Linked DNA regions of Homo sapiens: region 2 is linked to region 1. A link is an interaction called in ENCODE POLR2A ChIA-PET data of the cell type or tissue named here. Cell type or tissue: HepG2. All regions are shown on one strand. Each heading gives the region's core, and the rest is flanking DNA. Links, peaks and the distances in the headings are about the cores only.

Evidence for each region. Peaks named below come from ENCODE experiments on the same cell type or tissue, not always from the same donor. Only the 100,000 strongest peaks of a DNase experiment are listed, where the experiment ranks them.
Region 2: POLR2A ChIA-PET joins it to region 1 with 5 read pairs; 2 of 35 experiments call an interaction of 5 or more read pairs at or near these places.

The regions. Positions count from the first base shown.
Region 1 is chr10:132,516,083-132,518,977 of GRCh38, forward strand. It overlaps LOC107984282 (a long non-coding RNA gene), which reads right to left. Exons shown (of 4, transcript NR_158224.1): 2 at 2,035-2,895. Among named protein-coding and RNA genes, the nearest start is that of INPP5A, 20 kb to the right of the region's middle. RefSeq lists enhancers at 80-587, 588-1,096, 1,097-1,604, 2,113-2,620. In HepG2, for the core only: no CTCF peak of the experiment used is centred there; DNase peaks (open chromatin) are centred at 739, 1,109, 1,449 and 2,239; H3K4me3 peaks cover 1,922 bases.
Region 2 is chr10:132,420,233-132,423,127 of GRCh38, forward strand. No RefSeq gene overlaps it. Among named protein-coding and RNA genes, the nearest start is that of LINC03068, 23 kb to the right of the region's middle. RefSeq lists silencers at 1,020-1,069, 1,100-1,159, 1,190-1,249 and an enhancer at 1,707-2,610. In HepG2, for the core only: no CTCF peak of the experiment used is centred there; a DNase peak (open chromatin) is centred at 1,409; H3K4me3 peaks cover 947 bases.

The DNA of each region.
Region 1 (2,895 bases), core at 110-2,609:
TGTCTCATTTCACTCTGCTGCACCCCCAGCTCCAGCCAGGGTGGTCGGCTCTCTCTCCATCTACTACAAAGCCTCCTTGACTCTGGAGGGGCCCCCCAGTGCCCATGCCTCTGCAGAAACAAGTGTCCCAGCTCCAGCAGAGCCACCGCCCTCTGCCTTCCACCCTCTGTCCTCTGTCCTCTGCCCTCTGCCCTCTGTCCTCTGCCCTCTGCCCTATGGCTGGCCCTGGCTGTGAAGTGGTCTCCCTCTTCCCCTTTCTACCCGGGGCATGAGGACTGCCAGTCTCACAGGAGGCATTGTGGATCTGGGCTGGAGAGCCTGTGCAGGGCTCCGGCTGTGGTGGGAAGGTGCCTGGCCATGAGACGCATCACTCAGTGCTTCCTTGTGACCAGAAGACGTTGAGGAAGCAACGGTTTGCTCCCAAGGGACTGGCTACCCCACATACGCACGTGTATATATACATGCACAGTTCATGTTCACAATGCACACATGTGTGCTGTGCACAAGCAAACATACGCATATAAGATACAGTGCACACACATGTGCACATCCACACAATATGTGCTCATACATGCATGTACACACATGCACACCATGTACGTCAGCATGCATCTGCAAGTACACAGTGCACAACGCGTGCACACACACACACACACACACACACACAGCTCTCTCCTGATCCTGCTACCCTCCCCTCACCTCAAAGGCAGGATCAGGGGCCTCCCTACCCATGTGATTCAGTGACACATGGCTGGGGCAGGGACCCGCCCCCTTGGCTCCCAGGTACACAGGCACCCAAGTCACCTGCTCCAGAAACCGTCCCAGAGACAAGTTCCCCCGGACCGCTGCACCCGACAAATGGCTGCTGGGGCGAGACCAGCCCGGGGACTTGCCGCGTGGCACCTTGGGGCGCTCAGTAGCAGGGCAAGACGCAGGCACTAGTCTGGCCAGGGCCACAGTGGGGCGGGGGGCGCAGGTGGCCCCAAGCTGGTTGGAAAGAGGGCTCTCAGGTGCCAGGGCACGCCTAGGGGTGAGATCCAAGCCAGCCCCTCAGGCCTCAACAAGGCGGCTCCTCCGGGAGGTGAAGGTCGGGCCACATTCCTGCGGAAGCTGGAATTCTGACATCAGATTTTCCAAGCTAGCTTTGGGGGAGGAGCCGGCAGGGAGCCAGGAGGGAGCCGAGGCCAGCGGGGGGTGGGGCGGGGTGGCTGAGGCTGTTCCAGGTTCCACAGGCCTGAGGTCCTGCTGGCCTCCCCCTGGGCCTGGGCTGCCCACTGGCCGCCTGGAGCATCCCACGCAGAGGGTGACTTTCTCATCCCAGCACTGGCCTGGCTGAGTCACATGGGGGCTGGGCCAGGGGACTCTAAAAATAGCCTGCGCTGGCGCTCGCTGGACCAGCCGGGAAGTTATTATTAGGCTGCGGCAGGGCCTCCTCCTGGGGTGGCCTCTCCTCTCAGAGCCCGGAAGAGGGAGGGGCTCGGTCAAGGCTGTGGGGCTGCCAGGTCACCAGGCCCTGGACACTCAAGCCGGGTCCCTCCGGTGGGGGCAGGGCAGGGGCTGCGCCCTCAGCCTGACTCCCACCCACACGCCCCTTCTTCCTGCGCTTCCCAGGGATGACCAGGCACTGTACGGGGGCAGCTCCTGGTTTTTCTGCCCCGCGAGGACCTGCTGTTCCATCAGGAGGGTGACTTTCTTCCCCTGCCCACCCTGGGGAGTCTCCCACGTCTGTGGGGCCTTTTCTGGATTCACTCTCTGTACCCACTGCTCACGCAGGGCCCAGTGCAAAACAAAACTGCGAGGCCACCCTTCAACAATGACTAAGTATTCGGGGCAAGTATGGGGCCTTGGGGGCAGCCACTCTGGGCCCTAGCTGCACCCCCATAAAGCCAGCCTTGCACCCTGTCCCCAGAAACCACTGACGTGGGGCCTGCAGGGGTGTGAGATACATCAGGGTGCAGCCGTCCCCAGGACACCTGAGCCGAGACCCTGTCTCCATGGAAACAATAGCTACCAGGCCAGCAGCTCCCAGCTCACCGCTGCCGCTCATGTCCAGGCCGTGGTCCTTGGAGTGGTCACTGCTGCGAGGGAAGGAGCCCCCAACAGCTCCCGTGAACCTGACCCTGGAGAGGGAGGCTGTGCTCTAAACCCCTCTCCTGAGTCTTCAGTGAACCCTTGTGCCCCTGGACAGGCACTGTTCTGGGGACGTGCTGGCCCCGCCCTCCCCTGGGCCGGCCCTGCTCAGCCAGGAGGACCACCCTAGTGAAGGCCACTCCCCATCCCCATCTGAGGAGGGTGCACTTTTGCAACAGAGAAAGCCCCAGGCTCAACCCAGTCAGCGCTGCCTCCAGCCCGTGGGACCCAGAACACAGCTCCAGTCCTTCCACTGCAGAGACCCTGGGGGCAGGGCCCGGCCCCAAACGCAGAGACTCAGAGTTCGTGTGGATGGTTGACCCTGAAAGTAGCTTCATGTATTGTCTGATTATAAAAATGATACCCCTTGTAAAAAATACAAACTACAAAAAAGTAAAAGCAGGTTGTGTCCCCCCAAGACCTTTCCCTAGCGGTTCCTACAGCCGCTATGGAGGCCAGCGCAGGAAAAGGCGGGGGTGCGGGCGTGAGGCCAAGTGCACCTGTGATTTGGTCCGGGCACAGCTTGGCGTGTCTCTGTGCTCCTCCCTCTGGAGAAGCCCCGCCTACATTGAAGGGCACGTGGGCCGGTGCCGTAACTTGCTCCACCCAGACCTGCCGATGGACATTTATATCACGTCTGCTTTTTTGGCCGCTGAAACAAGCAGCCGAGGTGCCTTTGGGCCTGTATCTTTGCCCACCTTCTGATTGTTTTCTGGACAAATCCCCGAGGAAGACACCAGGTCACAGAGCACACTTGTTTAACAT
Region 2 (2,895 bases), core at 215-2,714, 96 kb before region 1:
AGCAGGGGCTGGCATGGGCGCTGGGGTAGACGCAGGGGTTGTCGTGGCCTGGCGTGGAAGAGCTGGGCTGGACGCAGTGGGTGGCGTGGCCTGGGGTGCTGCTCTCCAGCCTTCTTTCTCTTCTTCCTCTTCCTCTTGTTCTTCATCTTCCTCCTCTTGCTGCAGATCCTCCCCCAGGTGGCTCCATTTCTGCTGGTCCCATCTCCCGGAGGCCCTGCCCACAACCCCCTGCCCGCCATCTAGGGGGACCCTGGCGTGGTCCAGGAGAGGGAGTCAAGGCCTGTGTGGGGCTCCTGGGGCTGGAGTCCTGGTCTGCCTTCTGGGGACAGAGACTAGGTCGCCCTGGGCTCCAGCTCTGTGGCCTGGCTGTGTGGGCTGGGCCAGGGCCTCTGCGTCACCTCCTTGCCTGGGCTTCTCACAGTGCAAGCCCCGCAGCCTAGGCCCTGCTGGGTGGTGGTGGGATGGCTGGGGAGGGGCAAGAGCAGGTGAGGAGTCCTCACTGGGGGTGCATACTTTGCATTACAGCTGGGGAGGCTGAGACCCGGGGGGCCACAGCTGGTTCCTGGACTCCAAAGCCCAGGACCCTTCCAAATCCTGCCTGGACGGCACCGTGGCCAGGACCCCAGCCAGCACTTCCCTTTTCTGCGAGGGTTTTCTGTTTCTTTGATTATAAAATAACCCCTGTTGGTGGGGGGAAAAAATTAGCAAAATAAAGAAAAGCAAAAAAAAAAAAGAAAATTAGAATCTCCCGCAGTCTCACACCCTGTGGGCCTTTTGCGTATTTCTTCCCGGGTGAGTTTTCTGGGCATTAACAGATGTTTGCTCTGCAGACCTGGCCTTGTGTCACCCTGGAACTCTGTGCCCAGCTCACCCTTCCGTGGCTTCCTGTGGCCGGGGGCTCCCTCCCCTTCCTGCCCCAGGTCTGAGGTGCCAACGGCTGCCTGTGGCCAGGGGCATCTCCCCGTGGACACTGAGGGAGGAGCCGCGGCAGGGCTGGGCTCTCCCGCTGGGCTCCCTGCACCCTGCGGCCCCGGCCCCAGCCCCACCCCCAGCCATGGGAAGGGTGCACTCCGGAGAGGCCGACGCAGATGGGGCCCTGCCCCTGGCCTGAGCGTGGCCGTCATCTGCTCAGGAGGGTTAAGCTCCTTTGTGCCCCAAGGAGCTTCAAGCCGATCAATACCCGGCTGGAAGTAGGGGGCTGCAGCTGGGGGGGCCCCACCGCCCTGACCCCAGATGGACTTCCTGCTCCCTGCCCAGCTTCTCTGCGGGGGGAGGTCAGGTCAGTGGGCCTCCTGCTTGGCCTTTGGGGCCACCGCCCCTGGGCTCCAGCTGAGGCTGTCCCAGGGCCGGTCTCCCTTCCCGCCCCCACCCTACAGAGGCGGCCTCACCAGCCAGCCTCTGCCCCAGCAGAGTTATTTTTAGCCCCAGCCCCGCCTGCTGCTACCACGGGCCTTTTCTCCGCAGAGAGAGGCGGGTGAGGCCTGAGGGCCTCACCCAGGGCAGCCAGTTCCCCAACCACGAAGGGAGGCAGGAGAGCTTCCCTGTGCGGGCAGGCGTCGCTGACCCTCCAAGGGGCAGAGCAGTGGGGGCTTCCTTCCTTCCTGGGTGTGGCTGGGGGGAGGGGGCTGAAGGCCTGGAGCCGGAGGGGCTTGCCCTAGAGCCCCATAGCCAGGCAGGGGTCAGTGTCCACAGCTGGAGGGGCTGGAGAGGTGAGAGAGATGGTCCCAAGGGAGCTGGGAGGCCCAGGAGTGGGCCCAGTGCTCAACCCGCTGCCAGGCAGGGACAAGACCTGAGAGATGAGAGGGCGGCGGGGGTGACCCTCGGAGGGCAGAGGGCGCCAGGACGGAGAGATGAACGGGGCAGTGGGGTGACCCATGGAGACCCACAGAGAGCAGAGGGGCACCAGGATGGGGAGACGGAGGCCAGTGGGGGCTGAGGGGTCCCGGGGGAGGACTGTAAGGAGCCACATAGTGGCTGCGGTCGGCGTGGCTGGGAGACAGGGGTCCAGGAAGCCCACTGGAAGCTGCCGCCCCGGCTGTAGCTGCAGGGCTCTCTGTGGGAGCCGGGAGCTGGGTGCAGAGCTGCGTCGAGGCTGCCTGAGGCCTGGCAGCCCAGCAGGAGGGGACTTACCCCCACCCCCCCACGGAGGAGAAGGCTCTGGGGCCTGCTGGGTGCAGACGCAGCTGGGATCTGCTTTGGGGAAGAAAACCTAGGCAGGTCACCGAGGCTCTGCCCAAGCCAACGCCTGTCACCTGTCACCGAGGTGTGGGTGTCTGTCCTCCTCCCAGCCGTCCATCCCCCTCCCTCCTGGCCCCGCTCCAGCCCGCAGCCCCCATGGGAGCCCGAGAGAGGACAGTCTCAGCAGGTGGCACAGACAGATGCGGACTCCTCACTGCAGGTCACAAGGCATGTTTTCAGAGACCAGCTGCGGTGAAGATCATCCAGCCCTTGGGCCCCTGATCCGTTTGGATACAGTTTCAAGCATGAATTTCTCCTTTGGTGGTTTGCTACAAAGAGAAGAGTTCTCATGATTTCTTTGGGGTGTTCATCCTATGATTTTGGGGTGAGGATTCGTGACAGAGACAAGCAACAGGAGTCCAGGAAGCCCTCGGGGGAGACGGGAAACAAGTCTTTTTGAAAAAACAGCTTTCTTTGAGACGTAGCTCACATATCATATGATCCCTCCCCTTCCAGTGGACACGTCCATGGCTTTCAGCGTGTTTATAGATGGGCAACATCCCCACGGGCCCTTTTAGAACATTCGCTTCACCTCAGAAAGAAACCCCACAGCTTTTAGCCATCACCCTCCTCCCCAGGCCTAAGCAGTCCCTCATCTGCTTCCGTCTCTGGGGACTTCCCTGTTCTGCGTTCTGTGTGACATGTGGTTGTGTGTGA